5 separate regions of the Homo sapiens genome follow, and regions 2, 3, 4 and 5 are each linked to region 1. The links are chromatin contacts, found by Hi-C or POLR2A ChIA-PET in ENCODE. All regions are on one chromosome and are shown on one strand. Each heading gives the region's core, a stretch centred on a gene start or an enhancer-like site at or near the end of the contact. The rest is flanking DNA. Distances are from core to core; before and after follow the strand shown. Region 1 holds the start of SNRPE (small nuclear ribonucleoprotein polypeptide E). Region 2 holds the start of PPP1R12B (protein phosphatase 1 regulatory subunit 12B). Region 3 has its middle 35 kb from the start of NUAK2. Region 4 holds the start of DSTYK (dual serine/threonine and tyrosine protein kinase). Region 5 holds the start of PCAT6 (prostate cancer associated transcript 6).

Evidence for each region. Hi-C counts contacts between places; a loop is a spot of excess contacts on that map. ChIA-PET counts read pairs that join two places held with the same protein, here RNA polymerase II (POLR2A). Pooled maps may share reads with other maps.
Region 2: a map of CD8-positive, alpha-beta T cell shows a loop between it and region 1 (22-fold over the local background). The contact joins the promoter of PPP1R12B here to the promoter of SNRPE in region 1. A Hi-C loop is called at or near these places in 2 of 168 maps with a recorded cell type or tissue (CD4-positive, alpha-beta memory T cell and CD8-positive, alpha-beta T cell) and 11 of 50 pooled maps.
Region 3: a loop to region 1 is called in a pooled map, with 8 times the contacts of the local background. The contact joins the enhancer-like site here to the promoter of SNRPE in region 1. A Hi-C loop is called at or near these places in 4 of 50 pooled maps. POLR2A ChIA-PET finds 5 or more read pairs at or near these places in 2 of 52 experiments (GM10248 and activated CD4-positive, alpha-beta T cell).
Region 4: a loop to region 1 is called in a map of CD8-positive, alpha-beta T cell, with 20 times the contacts of the local background. The contact joins the promoter of DSTYK here to the promoter of SNRPE in region 1. A Hi-C loop is called at or near these places in 3 of 168 maps with a recorded cell type or tissue (CD4-positive, alpha-beta T cell, CD8-positive, alpha-beta T cell and naive thymus-derived CD4-positive, alpha-beta T cell), 1 of 37 single-sample maps with no recorded cell type and 7 of 50 pooled maps. POLR2A ChIA-PET finds 5 or more read pairs at or near these places in 1 of 52 experiments (B cell).
Region 5: a map of CD4-positive, alpha-beta T cell shows a loop between it and region 1 (4-fold over the local background). The contact joins the promoter of PCAT6 here to the promoter of SNRPE in region 1. A Hi-C loop is called at or near these places in 1 of 168 maps with a recorded cell type or tissue (CD4-positive, alpha-beta T cell) and 6 of 50 pooled maps. POLR2A ChIA-PET finds 5 or more read pairs at or near these places in 1 of 52 experiments (B cell).

The regions. Positions count from the first base shown.
Region 1 is chr1:203,859,932-203,863,228 of GRCh38, reverse strand. SNRPE (small nuclear ribonucleoprotein polypeptide E) reads right to left here and starts at 1,630. Exons shown (of 5, transcript NM_003094.4): 1 at 1,516-1,630; 2 at 1,007-1,033. The coding sequence starts at 1,569. RefSeq lists enhancers at 525-1,100, 1,486-1,745, 1,554-1,848.
Region 2 is chr1:202,347,231-202,350,527 of GRCh38, reverse strand. PPP1R12B (protein phosphatase 1 regulatory subunit 12B) reads right to left here and starts at 1,829. Exons shown (of 24, transcript NM_002481.4): 1 at 1,386-1,829. The coding sequence starts at 1,676. RefSeq lists enhancers at 1,561-1,870, 1,542-2,082.
Region 3 is chr1:205,285,184-205,288,480 of GRCh38, reverse strand. No RefSeq gene overlaps it. Among named protein-coding and RNA genes, the nearest start is that of NUAK2, 35 kb to the left of the region's middle. Within about 2 kb of position 1,745, at least 12 of the 41 ENCODE cell types and tissues checked have a DNase peak (open chromatin) inside an H3K27ac peak, as active enhancers do.
Region 4 is chr1:205,209,887-205,213,183 of GRCh38, reverse strand. It overlaps DSTYK (dual serine/threonine and tyrosine protein kinase), which reads left to right and starts at 1,482. Exons shown (of 13, transcript NM_015375.3): 1 at 1,482-1,913. The coding sequence starts at 1,649. RefSeq lists silencers at 1,553-1,682, 2,103-2,152.
Region 5 is chr1:202,809,240-202,812,536 of GRCh38, reverse strand. It overlaps PCAT6 (prostate cancer associated transcript 6), which reads right to left and starts at 1,583. Exons shown (of 2, transcript NR_046325.2): 1 at 1,167-1,583; 2 at 625-962. It overlaps LOC124904583, which reads left to right. Exons shown (of 3, transcript XM_047439549.1): 3 at 978-2,299. The coding sequence ends at 1,502. RefSeq lists a silencer at 1,487-1,716.

The DNA.
Region 1 (3,297 bases), core at 381-2,880:
GCGCAACATTAAGCAAGATCTCCCCGCCCCCCGCCCCCCAAAAAATTGAAGTATACAAAACCTAACCATTTTGGTCAAACGACAAGAGAAATATGGCTCCTAAAAAAATTGTAATGAATGTAAGTCAAAAGTTTTAACTAATTAGCCCATATCTAAGAATTATTCACCAATAATAATAACCTCAAAAAGAATTTTCATTTAATAAGTTCTATATTGGAACTGTATAAGCTAATAATTTTCCTGTGATTTTGGGACTCAATATTTCTTACTGCTTCTGGTCTCAATCTATTAAGAGTGAAAGTTTTTGACAGCATAGCACAAAGCAGTAATTTCTAATGACCAAGGGCTTATCTCCTGCAGCAAAATCCAGTTCCAAAACAAAGCCTTCTCATGTCACACACCTAACAACTAGGACAGGAGCCCTCAATTCAGGTGGTTAAGAATTATTATCACCTGAAATTAATGTTTTTCAGTTGTGTTATCACACTATAAAATTTAAGTTGCTAAAATTTCCCTCAAAGGAAAGCAGCTGCCACTAAACTCCTCTGAAGCTACCCCTTCTCTCTTCCTTTTTTCGTCTTTAAGTTTTCCCACAGGTATTAAACACACCACCTCTTGACATGGTTTAAGTTGGCTGGGTTTTTCTTCCAATGTTTCATCCTAAAGGGGAGAGGTTCCAATGTTCTAGCCATAATCACTACTAACAAAACTACTGATGCCCAAATACCATGGTCAAGTCTGCTAATAATACTTTTTGGAATTAAAAAGTATTTTTGATCTTGCAAAGTAATGGATACAATTCTTTGCATGTTGGGAAGTGGCATGGATACACACCACTTCATCACATTAGTGCTTTCTAAGTACTCCTTCCCCTCAATTACCCTCCAATCTCCAGTTACATCTATTTTTAAATTCTAGAACACAGCGATCGCTCAGGTTAACACAAAAAACTAAATCAGTTCACCTCTTATTTAAAAAGTAGTTACGAAACAAGCAACTTACGTACATTTTGTAAGTATCTGAAGATGAGGTTCTGCACCACAGTGGCTAAGGAAAAAATACAAAAGCAGCATAGACTCTGCTTCCTGAAACAACCGGACGACGCTATTCCCGTCTCACCTTTGTTTACTAAACGCGAGGTCTGGTGCTTACGCAAACAACAAGTGCCCAGCTGGGCATTCGTTACGGGTCTTCTAAAGACTAAAGAACATCCATTCCACTTTCATCCCCCTGGAGTTTCCCAAAACCGTTAACTCCCGTTTTCACTCCGCACCTGAAGTTCTCTTCCCTCCTTTTGCCGCGTCCATTCCTGCATTCCCCACGGCAGGGGTCCCCCCAAGACCACCTCCCCACCATCACGGTTCAACTACCCGCGCTTTCTTCCAGTCTTGGTAGCCCCGGGGGCTCATGGGATGTGGATCCGTACTCCACTATCCCAGGCCTGCCCTCAGCCTGCGCCTTCGCACCCCGTATTCTGACCCGAACCTCCTAGTCCTGACATCCTGCGTAGGATACGATGGGCTGCACCATAACCTTCTGCACTTTCTGACCCTGGCCACGGTACGCCATGGTGGAATTTCACAAAGAGCACACCCGCACGCTGCCTCTGAGAGCAACTTCCGGAATAAAGAACCGGAAGCGGAAGTGTGAAGGTCACGCGGCGGCATGGGCGGCTCCTGGGAAATGCCCCTCTAGCCATGAAGTCACGTTTCTTCGCTGCATGGCCTCCGAGGGAGGCCAAACTGAGGCGTCTGCGCTGTGGAAGGTGGGCCGGTCCTACAGCGCCACCTGGAGGGAGGCGGGAGGAGGTGCCTTCGGTTGTATAGTGGCCGTGGTAGGAGGAGTGCCGTCCTGTCTCCAATTTCTTTTCTTTTTTTTTTTTTGAGGCGAAGTCTCGCTCTGTCGCCCAGGCTGGAGTGCAGTGGCGCGATTTCAGCTCACTGCAACCTCAGCCTCCAGGGTTCAAGCGATTCTCCTGCCTCAGCCTCCCGAGTAGCTGGGACTACAGGCGCCTGCCACCACGTCCGACTAATTTTTTGTGTTTTTAGTAGAGACGGGGTTTCACCATGTTGGCCAGGATGGTCTCGATCTCCTGACCTCATGATCCGCCCGCCTCGGCCTCCCAAAGTGCTGGGATTACAGGCGTAAGCCACCGCGCCCGGCCTGTATCTCCATTTTCTGAGTTAGCTTGAAAAGCCAAAATCGTCCCAGTGTGTATCTCTATGTGTAAAATGAGTTAATTTCGTGCCTTTCCTAAAGCCTATTTTGCTGGAGTTTAGGCTTGATAGCAGCGTTGTGGTGGAAAGGGTAGGGCGGCAAGGAGCCCAAACTTCAGGCCTCCCACCTCTGGCAGTCGGCCAGAGGCGGTCTGCATTCCAAAGCCAGACGCCTGGTTCCCTCCAGTTACGGATTCAATTCTCATCCATTTCGTGGAGAGTTACTGTTCAGGTGGCAACTGAGGGTGGCGATTTACCAGGAAGACGCTGAAATCCACATGCTGGGCGCAAATCCAGCTCTTTTAGAGTTGGTGACCAAGGATAAATTACTCAGCCTCGCCATGTCTTGGCTTAGTTTCCAAAACGGAGATTATAGTAAAGATTAACTTTACTCAGGGGCTTAAAGATTCAATGAAATAATTGTCTATGTGTGCACACAGTTAGGCGTCAGCCAGTGTCAGAACATGTCCTTCCCTGGATAACACAGCTACTAAGTGGAGCAGCTGGAATTTGTAGGTGTGCCTGACCCCAAAGTCCACCTACCTTTCCATTGTGTCATGGCTTGTGGCCTGGCAGAGATTTCACTTAATTGGCATACACATGTTATAGAGGAGGAAACTGAAGTTTAGACTTTTGAAAGGACTTGCCTAAGGGAACACGGATTAGGGCAAATGGCAGAATCAAAATTAGCTTTTCTGAGGGCTTCTGTTTAATGGGGATAATAGTAATAACGACTTCAGAAAGGGGTTGAGTTGAAAGTGATTTTTAAACTACACAAAGCGGCCAGGCTCACGCCTGTAATCCCAGCATTTTGGGAGGCCGAGGCAGGTGGATCAACTGAGGTCAGGAGTTCGAGACCAGCCTGGGCAACATGGTGAAACCTTGTCTCTACTAAAAATACAAAAATTAGCCATGCATGGTAGCACATGCCTGTAATCCCAGCTACTTGGGAGACTGAGACAGGAGAATCACTTGAACCCAGGAGGCAGAGGTTGCAGTGAGCCGAGATCATGCCACTGCACTCCAGCCTTGGTGACGGAGCGAGACTCCGTCTCAAAAAAATAAATAAGAATAAATAAAT
Region 2 (3,297 bases), core at 580-3,079, 1.5 Mb after region 1:
CATTCAGCTCCTTATTAAGTGAGATAGAGATCTCTGTGACATAAGTCTGAAAAATCCATGCCTATGGGCCACTTCTTTACTTTCTAACTTTGCACAAATAATTTTCCTGAGCTTCAGTTTCCTCATCTGTAAAATGAGAATAACAACACTACCTGCCACACCTACTTCAAAGGATCACTGCTGAAACTCACATGGGGTAAGACATATGAAATCAAACAGCAAAGCACTCTACAAATATTGGTTACTACCTCAGGTGGGGAAATATTATCAGCAGGAAAAAAAAATGGGTACAAAATAGGGTGAAAGAGTTTCTTCTACCTGAAATAGAAGGGTTGCAAACATAGTGAGAAGTAACTTTTTAAGCTATTGGCTAAATATATTTAGGGAAGTGGTCTGATATAAAGTTGAGTTATTATTTAGAAGTAGATTCTCATGCCAATACATTCACTTTGCACAGACGGCAGAAGAAGAAAAATACAAAAGATTAAGAGTGGGTGTCCGGCTCTCAGCTCACCAAAATAACTGATGAAGTTCCATTTGAGGAGAGAGGGGTAGTTAGTCATGGCAGTCAGTAGACAGAGAATATTGCTGCATTAGGTGACAGAAGTAAAGGTGTCGTTACCAAGCACAGATTATCCACAATCCATATAGTATAGCTATACATGGGGCATGGGATTTCTATAGAGCACTTTAGAAAAAAAAATAGAAAAATAGAAAAGCTATTCCATAAGTATCAAACAGAGGTAATTCAGTAACTTAGTTCTCCATAGGAAGCTCTCAGGGAGGTAGCACTGCTGAGAAGGAAGTTAAGATACCTAAAACAACGAGGTCCAGCGTGTTCTAGGAGCTGTAGCCTAGAGGCAACACAAACTGTTTTGAAGTACTACAAATCAACAAAACAAGAGGTGTGGTTTCAGACCTGCTTGTCTTTACCCAGTAAAGGGCTTTACTCTTTAAGTGATATAAGATATTCTATAACGGGGACACACAACAACTGAATTTTCTGAAAGGGCATCAAACAAATGACACTGTGCCTATGAGTGACGCGGTGTGCAGGCACGCCAACCAGACATAAGTGAAGATAACTAATCTACAGGGATAAGACCAGGGACAAAAATCACCAGTAACCATGACAACACAAGTAGGTGGAGGGAAATACAAACACTGACCAAGCAGCGGGGTGACGCTATTCCTAAGACCCTGGGGTCAGAAAAAGACTTGATTAGTGGAGGAAGCTGGCCAAGAATGAAACCGATTAGCCCAAAAGGGCAGTGTCCATGCAGAAGGAGTCGGCGGCAACACTGATACTCCCCATGGGGTGGCTCGCAGGGTCAAAGGCTCATCTGTAGGAGACTGGACGCCTCTAAGACCAAGAAAGGAGTTACCTGGTGCAGGGCTGTCAAGCCGTCCACGTTGACCGTGTTGATATCAGCACCTCTTGCCAGAAGCTTTCTCACCTCGTCGGTGTCCCCGCTAGAGCAGGCGGCCAGAAAGACAGCACCGTCCTCGAAGCGGACCCTGGGGCTCCCGCGCCTGGTCAGCGGCTGCCGCCCCGCGCCTCGTCGCTCCGCAGGCTCCTGCTCTGTCAGCGAGCCCCGCCAGCGCCGAAGCTGCTCTGCCCGCCGCATTCGCGCCGACTCTGCCCGCTTCCCTCCTAGGTGCTCCAGTTCCGCCATTGCTCCGGCCTCGGCAGCTGCTGCCAAAACTACCAACACTAAATTACTGTTGGGGCTCGAGTTGCCGCTGCCGCCTCTCTCAGAGCGCTTCAGCCCGGAGCAGAGGGCGGAGACCCTCGCGCCGCCATCTTTACTCCTCCCGCCAGTAGTACCGCCCGCACGCTCCCTCGGCTTCAATACGCAGGCGCTGCCCGGCCTCGGGTCATCACGGGACTCGTAGTAAGAGGCCTGCCCTAAGTGCACTTGGTGGCCGTAAGGGAACTACAAATCCCTGGATGCATCAGAAAAAAGGCGAGGACCGGCGGCTCTCTCTTTCGCCACGGGACCCAGTGGGGTCACCTTTGCCCTAAAGCTGGAACTGTCTCCTGGACTGGCGTCAGCCTCTTCCTCTGGGCATTTTGGGAGTTGTAGTTTATTCTTGTTATGACTAGTAACTAATCTTATCTCCCTAATTATCACATCAATTCTTTGGAGTGGAAAAAAGGCGGTAATTATTCCTGTTTTCTGGAGGAGAGAACTAAACATTAAGTACCTAAACGACTGGATTCTATATCCTAGTTCTAAGTCTAGGGTTTTATTAACATGTGTATTAATCACGGTAAATGTGAATGAGCGTGGGGAAGAGGAGCATACATACAGATACAGTATTACATGTTTTACATAAATACTGTCAACTTACTCCAGGCCCAGAAAAGATCTTGAAAATGATGCATTCAGATGTAGTGAAAAGAGTTTAAGCTGTGAATTTAAATTGAATTCACAGCCGCAGACAAATTACTTGACTTCTCTTAGCCAGTTTTCTTATGTGTAAAATGGGAATAACATCTCACAGGGTAGTCATGTGGATCAAATGAAATAATACATGCAAGGATGCCTAATACTATCTTTGGCACATATTGGATCCCAATAAATAATTTCTCTTCCTTCTCCCTCCTCCTCCTCCTCTACTCTTTTCATATACCTTAAATTTTTACAAGACAGAATAGATGTCTTCCATGATTTTTATTTCTTTTCTTTTGAGACAGAGTCTCACTCTGTCACCCAGGCTGAGTGCAATGGCGCAATCACGGCTCACTGCAGACTCAACCTCCTGGGCTCAAGCGATCCTCCCACCTCAGTCTCCCCAGTAGCTAGGACTACAGGTGCCCACCACCACACCCACTATTTTTTTATTTTTTTGTAGAGACAAGGTCTCACCATGTTGCCCAGGCTGGTCTGGAACTCTTAGACACAAGCGATCCTCCTGCCTCAGCCTCCCAAAGTGTTGGTATTACAGCCCTGAGCCACTGTACCTGTCCCATGATTTTTTTTTTCAAAGCTAGAGAAAGATACTATCAAGCATACTAAATCATACTAAATTCCTAAGGTAGCAAATAGAACATTTTTATATTCACCAAGACTGGGTTATAAAACATGTATCTGTCCGATTGTTTTGTTTTGTTTTGTTTTGTTTGAGACAGGGTCTCGCTCTGTCACCCAGGCTGGAGGGCAGTGGCATGGTCGTGGATCACTGTAGCCTCAACCTCCCAGGCTGAAGCGATCCTCCCACCTCAGCCCCCCAAGTAGCTGGGACTACAGGCCTGTGTCACTATGCCTGGCTAACTTTTGTATTTTTTGTAGA
Region 3 (3,297 bases), core at 496-2,995, 1.4 Mb before region 1:
AGCTGAGGATGAACAAAACCCACAGGAAGTGGTGGAAGTGAAACTTGGTGTCAGTGTTGTTGTTATTAAAAGGGGGAAGTGACACCGGGTGAGTGAAGGGTGGGTGGAGGTGAAGTCTCTATAGGCAGCGAGGTCATTCGGCAGCGCCCCCCTTCCTGCTCTGCTAAGAATAGTTACGGTTGTGATAGGGGTGTGGTTTGTCTGAGGCTGGGGGAATGAATCTCGCTTGATGTCTGGATGGGGCAGAGCAGAAGTAGCACTGGGGTGGTCAGAGCTTCAAGTCAGGTGGCAGCAAAACCTAAGAAGCATTTTTGGGTTTGGAAATAAACAAATAAGTGGCCTCAGAAGCAGCTCAGAGGAGAAGGATCCTGCCTTCCAGCTAAGAGAACTATAAGAGGGAAGCAGGGCCCATGACCATGACAGTCCCTCCTCTAGTCAGCTTGGGAAGCTCTGAGAAGCTCTTTCCATTAAGAGAGTCAGGGATGCTCCAGAAATCAGGCTGGCAGGGAGGCTGCAGTGCGTTTTTGTCTCTAGCACTTACTGAGCACTTACTGTGTGCTTGACATTGTGCCAGGCCCTGAGGCTCCAGAATTAAATACAGTGTGGTTCCTGCGCTCCAGAGGTTGGAAGTCCAGTGGAAGAGATATGCATCAAACTAATATAAATTCATGAATTCATTGTGATCAGAGGTAATAGTTGAAAGCCCAAGCAGCAGCCTACCTACTGTGAGCCTGAGCCCACCCCTCAGCAACTCCCCAGCCCTGGCCCAGGCTGCAAACCAACAGAGGCCGGAGTCACCCAGCTGCCTGCAGAGCAGTGCATCAAGTCAGGACCCTTTCTCTGCCCAGACGTCTTTGCCAACTGTTTGGAACAAAGGGAAATCATCTGGTTTGGGGAAAGACATAAGAATGACCGTTTTCTTTCCTAAACCTTCACCCTCTCCCATTTCGGCCTGAGAAAAGCTGTTAGATGCTTCTTCAGAGGGTTTCTAAGGGCCACAATTGCCTTCCACCTAAGAGGGAACAGGGTGGGGAGGGGTGGCAATGGCCTTCTTTGACCGCAGAGGTTTTGGATTTAGCCTGAAGTCACAGAACAACTGAAGCCAAGAGACAGTTCACCCTTTCTGGTGTCTAGAGCTTATTGAACAAATGTCCATTGACCCCCTATTGCTAGGGGCAGGGGTGAAATATTGAGTTGAGTCCAGGGCTCCAGCCTACTAGAGGCACAGTCTGTAGAGAAGTCAGATAATGACCAGGCGGTGCCTAAGCTGGATCTGAATCCAGGGCCTTTAGTCATCAGACACTGGACAGATTCTTCGTGGAGGGAGTTGGGCCTTGAAGGCTGAAGAGTTTTCTGGGTCAAGTACATGTTTAGGGAGCAAGAATTCCTTGGAAACTTAAAAACTGGTCTCCCATGGTCAAGTCTGGCTCCTGTATGTGAACATCATACACACAGAACATGGCTCTGTATCCTGACTCCTATGCACCCCCGGCCACATTGTATACTCCTGCTTGTATGCTCCTGGCCAGTGAGGTGTCTGCAGTCTTGGGACAAGTGGTGGCCAGGGAGTCTTTGTCCCCTGGGTTCCTGGGGTTCAGGCTTCAGGTCTGGTTTCTGCCGTTGCCCCTCCTCTGGTTCCCTCCTTCTCACAAGACACAGCCTGACAACCTGGCCTTCTCTCTGCCTTCGTTAGGAGGGAGGCTGCTCAAACCACAGCTCACCACAGCTCACCACAGCTCACCACAGAGGCCAAGCTGGGTGTGCCTCTGTGGAGCAGCGGCAGGAGCCGGCTGAACACAGCCAGGACCAGTTTCCCCAGGGGCCAAATGCAACCTGTTCTCCATTGCATCTTCCCCACTGGTGGGCAAATTGTGTTGGGCTTCTGTGAGGCCCCATGAAGGTAAGAGAGTCTGGAGTGACTTTGCCCAGATTGGCTGTGTGACCTTGAGCAAGTCACTGGACCTCTCTGGGCCTTGACCTCCTTTATTCGATTATAATCCAGACCCTAGGGTCTATCCCAGCAATGTACGTGAACGTGTATTGTGAGTTGTCGAGCACAGCACTCGTGTGAGAGGTTATTACTTTATTACTTTGAATTTGCCCTGAGCCCCACAGTTTGAATAGGGAGGCTGCCTCAGAATTTATTTTTGAGTATCAGCTTCCAGATGGAAATTCCTAACCTGGGGTCTGAGGATGGTCTGCAGGGAGTCCTGGTGTCATATAGAGAATTTTTGAGTAGATGCGTTTTTCTTGGAAGAGGATGCAGAGTTTTCATCAGACCATTGAGGTCTGTTAAGAGCCACCATCTGAGCCCTAGGGCTCCCTCCATGGGGGGCAGGCAGAGGGGCCTCAAATCCTTGGTGGCCGTATTCATGAACCGAAGTGACCTGCTCAACAAGGACATGCCTATGTGGGTCTGAAAATACCGGCAAGCTAACAGAGCTCATGAGAACCACAGTGCCAGAGCCTGCGAGGTGAATTTCATTAGCACCCTCTGTGCTGGCCTGACCTTAGCTGGAGCACTGCGCTCTGTTCAAAACAACATGCTTTTTGTGGTTTTTTTTTTTTTTTGGTTGGTTAGTTTCGTTTTTTTAGAGATGGAGTCTCACTCTGTCGCGTAGGCTAGAGTACAGTGGCGTGATCACAGCTCACTGCAGCCTTGATCTCCCAGGCTCAAGAGCCTTGATCTCCCAGGCTCAAGCGATCTTCCCACCTCAGCCTCCCAAGTAGGTGGCCCATGTCTTCACGCCTGGCTTTTTTTTTTTTTTTGGTGAGAATCAGTAATTTTTTTTTTTTTTTTTAACTAGAGATGGGGTCTTGTCATCTTGCCCAGGCTGATCTCAAACTCCTGGACCCAACTGATGCTCCTCCCTCAGCCTCCACTTTGAGATTACAGGCGTGAGCCACTGCACCTGGACAAAGACATAATGTTTTAAGAAGAACTTGGGTAAATGGAAATGTTTCCAGAGGATACAGGCCAAGCTGTCAAAAGGTCTTAAATCCATGTCTTAGGAGAAATGACTGAAAGAACTAAGGGTATTTGGCTTGCGGCAAAGAATATAGGTTAGATGGGGATTGGAAGTGCGTTAACTTCTTGAAATACTGCCTAGTGGAGTCTACCCGGGAGGCAGATAGAAACTTAGCAAAAGGAAATACTTTCCAACAGGGAGCCCTGTCCCTCCTGGAATGGAATAGGACTTTCCTCTGCCTCACATACTTGGTTTTGCAGGAAGGAATAAATTGCAGACAGGATCCAAGCTCTATCTAAGAAAGGAACAAATAAATGACAATGACCAC
Region 4 (3,297 bases), core at 233-2,732, 1.4 Mb before region 1:
ATTCGTGTGTGTGGCAAATCATTACACATTGCTTTCTTACAGCTCTTCTATTTTAAAAATAGTATCTACTTTGTATTAAAATTCCCATTTTTAATTTTCATTTCTATTTTACTGAACCTTTGGGGATTGCATGGGGAATATAATCTTGCAAAAGAAGAATGGCTGATGGAAAATACGTGACCAAGTAAAAGGCAGAAGGGGGAGTGGGTAAATGGGAAGGAGCATGAGGCTCCCTCCTTGCAGTCAGCCCTCACAGACATTTATCAAATACAGATTCATTTGAATTAGTGACCCCTTTTTATAAAATGCTAATGCCCCTGGAAAGGTAAGGCCTTCACATCTTACAACAATTAATCCAAATATCACGACATCATTTGGCTAAGAACACCTGGGTGTTCTGCGATGAGAGGTCAGGAGAAGTAAAATTTCTGAAGCAGGACTCACAAAAATTTAAAACCAAAAGGGCTTAAAGATCTGCCATTCTAAACCCTTACTTTATAGAAGATGAAACGGGGTCTTGCCCGAGATCACAATGCAAGGTATAGGAAGAGTCCAGATCCAAACTCAAATCTCCTCTTAATTTCAGTCAAGGAACTACATCATGTAGCCTATCAGAGAAGAAGTCTGGCCTAGGTAAAAGACGGTGTCTTTCTATAGCAAGAAAGATACAGATGGGCTCTGTGCCTGGTGAAGAGGGGAGAGATAATTCAGGAAGCACAAAAGAGGTGACGTCAAGTTTTGCCCCCTTTGTAATTGTGTCCAGGAGTCTGTGACTGTGTGTGTCAATGAAAGTCCTCCATATTAGCAGAAACCAAGTTAAGATAATCAGAAATAGTTTGGAAGGCTACAAACCTCAACTTCCCCTTACCCAGTCCGGTCTCCCTACTTCAGGAACCCACTGAAGTTCAGCTTACAGCTCTTGTTGATCCTTTCACACCCTTCCTTTCCAAGTCTGGAGAAGGAAAGTTGGAAAAGGGGAACGCAATGCAAATATAAGAGATTTCCCTATTTCCAGGGTACTTTCAGCCGATTTCCAGGGTACTTTTAGCCGATTCCCCAGTATCTACTGTATCCGAAACACTAGAGAGCCACTTAGGGTAGCCATGGAGATGACTGTCTTCAGTCTTGTTTCCTTCCTTTTCTCTACTATTAACATCTTTCGCTACGATTTCGGTAAGGCCCCCCCACTTCTGCTGGCACTCAGGTCCTGCAGCTCCTCCCTCTCCTCAGGGACGCTCATAGAGGGATTAGGAACACTTTTTAAAATGAAGAGAGCGCGAAAACACAAGAACGAGTGAGGGTTTTCTCCAAAAGGGATCAGTCCCATCCACAGCCTCCCCTTCTCCAGCCTTGAGGTTTTGGCGTTTGGTCCCAGCCCGGACTGCAAGTCCCAGGAGACCCCGCGGCGAGGGTGTCCTCCAGCGATCCTTCCCTCACGCTTCTGGATAGTGGAGAGAAAGGTTCCGATAGCGGCGCACTGCGGTTTGGTTTGTTTGCAACGGCAGTGACGGAGGTTGGGAGCCAGGCTGACTGCAGGCGGGGGCGTCAGGAGGCGGATTCCTCCTCCCTTCGGCACTGGGGGGCGGGGAGGAGGGAGGCCGGGCCTGCGGCCGGGGACCGAGCCGCAAAGACAGAGCGGGCAGAGGCGATGGAGGGCGACGGGGTGCCATGGGGCAGCGAGCCCGTCTCGGGTCCCGGCCCCGGCGGCGGCGGAATGATCCGCGAGCTGTGCCGGGGCTTCGGCCGCTACCGCCGCTACCTGGGACGGCTGCGACAGAACCTGCGCGAGACCCAGAAGTTCTTCCGCGACATCAAGTGCTCCCACAACCACACTTGTCTCTCCTCCCTCACGGGCGGCGGCGGGGCCGAGCGCGGCCCTGCAGGCGATGTCGCCGAAACCGGGCTGCAGGCGGGTAAGGAGGGCAGCCCGGAGGGAGAGAGGGCAGGAGAGGCAAATCGGAGGACGGACCGCACCCCTGCCCTGCAAAACAAGCCCGAGTCTTCTCGGGCAGGCGGAAAGGGGCAGTCGTGTCGTGTGGCCGGGTCCCCGGGCATGGGCCGGCCGGATCTGGGATACCTTGGGAGGGCATCCTTCTGAGGAGGGGAGGAAGGGGCCCGCTGGGGGACCGGGAGCCAGGGGCAACCGAGGGCCGGAGTTCCCGGAGCGGGACCCCGGGGACCGGGGTGTGCGCTGACGGACCTGGGGCGGGCCGGCGTTCGGAGAGGGTAGCAGTTAATCCGAGGAGTGGGGAAAGTTGCTCTGAGTTGGGGGCGGGCGCGTGCGCCGTTGTGGGTCAGAGCCCCAGTTTAGAGATGGAGCAGAGGCGGCAGCGAGTCCCGGGAGTCCGAGGAGGCCATGGGACTGTAGTCGGGTGTGTGGGTTTGATGATGTATGTGAAATGTGTTCACACCAATCATGAGGCAGCTCTGTGAAGAGGGGACATTCTCTAAATAGGGTTGGGGGTCGCCAGAGGAAATCATATCTGATGGGTGCCACGGAATTGCCAGAGATGTTGCTCATGCTTAAGGTGAAGAAGAGAGGGAAGGGATCATTTTGGTCCTGAGCCAATGGAGAACTAGCTACTCTTGTTCTTTCTTGCATGATTCTTTCTAGGATGTGCCAGAGGCCCCCAAACACTTAAAATCGTGCAGTCTTTAATCTTTCCTAACGTCTTGCTTCCTTTTAAACTGCTGTTGGTGGGGAACTGGAGGATTTGTTAACTACTGCGTCTAATTAGGAAATAACTTTAGATTGGAAGGGAGAAGGGACTGACATTCCACGTAGATAGATATCTTGGGGACAAAACAGCAAAGAAGTCTGTGGGTTTAATTTAGTGATTCTCAAACTAAAGTGTGTATTAAACTCACCCCAGGGGCGTATTAAAAATGCCATGTCTCGTGCTCTAGCTCATAAATTCCTATTGAATAGGTGTGTGAAGTGGGTCCTAAGAATCTAATTTAACATGAAAAGACCCTGAAGAGGCCGGGCGCGGTGGCTCACGTCTGTAATCCCAGCACTTTGGGAGGCAGAGGCGGGGCGGATCACTTGAGGTCAGGAATTCGGGACCAGCCTGGCCAACATGGTGAAACCCCGTCTCTACCAAAAATATAAGAAACTAGCCAGGTGTGGTGGTTGAGGCCTGTAATCTCAGCCACTGGGGAGGCTGAGGCAGGAGAATCGCTTGAAACCAGGCGGCGGAGGTTGCAGTGAGCAGAGATTGTGCCACTGCACTCCACCCTGTGCGACGGAGCAAGACTCTGTCTCAATAATAATAATAATAATAATAATAGTAATAA
Region 5 (3,297 bases), core at 334-2,833, 1.1 Mb after region 1:
CTGGATCTCAGTTGGGCTGAGTCATCAGAGAGGGATTCCAGGACAGGAGAGGAAGAGCAGATGGGAGGAGGAAGAGGTATTTATTAGTTACCAGGTGGCTCCCAGGACCCAGACCCAGCTTCCCAAGAACAGAAACCCAGAAATGAGCGCCTGGTCAAGGTGTAAGCTGTTCCCCAAGGGCAGCCCCGACAGCTGGGGCTAAAGCAGAACAGTGAGCACAGAAGTCCACCATAAGGGACCAGCTCAGCAGTAGACGATAGCATAGGAGGGGTTGCTGGTTCCCGGGAATTAAGCAGGGCAGGGAATGGGGGAGGATGGGTTTATCTCACCTGTGGTGCCCACCCATTGTGGAGGCTCCCTCAACACCGTTCTGAGCCTCCTTCCTGCTTCATGTGGTCAACCAGATTCTTCTTTGTCCAGCCCAAAGCTCCATCCTCAGCCAATGGTAGCCACAGAAACTCAAGGCCATTTACCCTCCCTTTCAACAAATATTTGTGGAGCGTGTGCCACGTGCCTGGTGCCAAGGAGAGAGACATTACTTCTTCCCTCTAGAGGCTTACAATCTGGCAGGAGAGGAATATGTATGGGGAGAGTGCAGGGACACCGCGGAAAAAAGACAAATACTGAGTTATAAGTGTTGTAATAGGGGGTAGTAACAAGACGTTGTAGGACTACACAAAATAAAACAAGGAGGCCAAATCGCAAGCGTTTGTGGGTTTCACAGGGGACATCTGACAGCAAACATTCCAGGGCACCGAGAGATGGTGAGGAGAGATGATGGCATTGAATTGGAGAGATGAGCTGAGATGGACTGCGCAGAGGACGAGGGAAAGCCGGTGCACTGGAGACTGGGGGAGACGAGAGGATCCACCGGGTTGGGAGGGGAAGGGTGGTGGTAGAAGCACGAGCAAGGCAGAGACCGGAGGCCAGGGCGGAAGGGAGGCTCACGGACACCTGGAGCCCTGAAAAGTTGTCAGAGGCGGCGAGGGGGTGGGGAGCGGACCCTACACGTGCGCTACGTGCTGCGCCGGCCGCTGGGGAGCCCGGTCTGCCCCCCTCATCCCAGAACCCGGTCCCAGGGCAGTTGCACGGCGCCCAGGGGGAGGGGAGGGAGGAAGTCCCCCCAAGTTTGCAACCCGGCAGCGTGGTCTTCGCAACGCGGTTACCGGAAGGAACGCGAGGAGCGCCTCATCACCAGGCGGGTGTATCTAGGGGCGAAGGCTGCAGATCTGGGGCGCAGGCTGGAAAGTGGGGTGCAGCCGGTTGACGTGAGGTCTGGGAGTTGGATGGACCGAATGAGGATGGAGACACCTAGGGATGTGTCCGAAGGATCTGGCGCTGCACAAATGAGGGCGGTTTGGGGGACGGAGGCCCGGGCGGGGGCGGAGTGTTGTCCAAGAGTAAGGAGGGGGTTCCTGGAGACGTGGCACTCGGAGCGGGGCTGGGTTCCGCTCCGGCCGCCTGGGCTGCAGCTCCGCTATGGCCTAGGAACCCGAACCTGACCCCGCCTAGGCCTCGCACCCAGCCCTCTGGGAGCTCCGGCCCCGGCACCTCCAGGCTGGGGTTGCCCAGGTCCGGCCTCTGGGGCGTCCAGCCGGCCCTAGACGAGACAATGCGGCCCGGGCCCCGCCCCCGGAGGATGACGCGCCCGGCTGCCGGCCAGTCAGCGCCCGTGGCTAGGCTCTTTAAAAAAAGAAGGGCCGGCGCGGTGTGGCTGTCAGCTGGGAGGGATCCCTCCGCCCATGTAAACATCATAAAGGGCAAGGGGAGCGTCTGTTGTGGGCGGGGGAGCGGCTGCCTTCCCGGAGAGTCCTCTCGGTCCCTAGGTTCCCCTCAAGACGCCGGCAACCGCCCCGTCCCTTAACGTCACACCGGGTCTGCTGGGAGCCAAACAGCTGCGGCCTGATCTGGGAGCGATAGAATCTCATCACTTAGGGTCACTACCGGAAATGGAGGAAGCCGGACTGGGAGACCTTGAGAGTTGGGAGCGAGAGGGAATCGTAGGACGCAGCTGAGAATTGGGAAAGATTTTCTTAGGCTTGTTCTTCCTGTCCATCTCAGTTAAATAATAATCATAACTCATGTAAGTCTAGAATTTGTCTCAAAGTTATGCCTACCTGGCTCGTAGGATGCCAACGTTAGGAGTGAAAATAGTCAACGCTCTCCCGAGAGAGCACATGACACTACATGAGCTTCATCAAGACCCTCGGAGGCCCAGAATGCGCACCAAAGAGCCATCGACGATAATTCTTCTACCCAACTTTTATTTAGTATTATTAAATATTCAGTAAAGTTAAAAGAAATTTGCATCAAATTCCTCTATACCCACTACCTAGATTCTATTATAACTTGCCACATCGCATATCTATCTTGCACTGATAATTCTTTTAATAGTGTATTAGCTGTCCCCTGGGCTTGACTCTCCATTGCAGTAGGGAGCAGGAAAAGACTCCAGGTCCCAAAGCCCTGGAGAGCTAAGAAAAGGAATACGTTCTCCCAGGACCACTGTGAACTCTTTCCTGGGCCCGGTACCTCTGGGAAAAATTTGTTGAAGGGAAGGCGGTTTTCTTCTCCCCCCACGCCCATCCCCCCTTTTAATTGAAGACTTCTTAAGCATAAGAGATTTCCTTCCACTAGGTGAATCTGAAAGCGAACTAAGATCTTGACAAACATTCCTTGCATACGTTTGGCAGCTTTCTGGATGAAAGAGGTCATTTCAATGTTGACGTTCTACTTTTTGAGCTTCCTCCTTTTTTCTGAGGCTGCTGGACACTACCCCCCCACCCCCGTCCCCCGTCTCCCGCCAAAAGAAAAAAGGCGCCTCAAAAGTGTTCGTATCTCTTAAAGTTCGTTAACCTCTTTGCCTCCGTTGCCTGCTCTGCAAAATGAGGATAATATCGTACCTACTCAATATGGTGGTTGTGAAGACTCAGTGAGCTAATACATGCAGAGCGTTTAGAGCAGTGCTTTACACACAGTAGCATTAAATAGCGGCTATCACCCATAAGCACATAACTCCCAGATTTATATCTCCAATTCTGATCTCGCCCCTTCAGATTTATACCCTTCAGTCTGTTGAAGGATACCCCGTTGTGTATTTCTACCTGTATGTACCAGAGACACCTCAAATTCAAAATGTCCAGAAATGAACACAGTATCTTCTTCCCTTGAGTAACTCGCCTTCTGTATATAATTGGGGTGAATGTTCCAGCAATGCCAACGGGCTAGCATCTACTCAGGCAGGTACGCCAGACATCTGAATCTTAATACCTCGTCGTCCCCCCTCAATCTGTCACT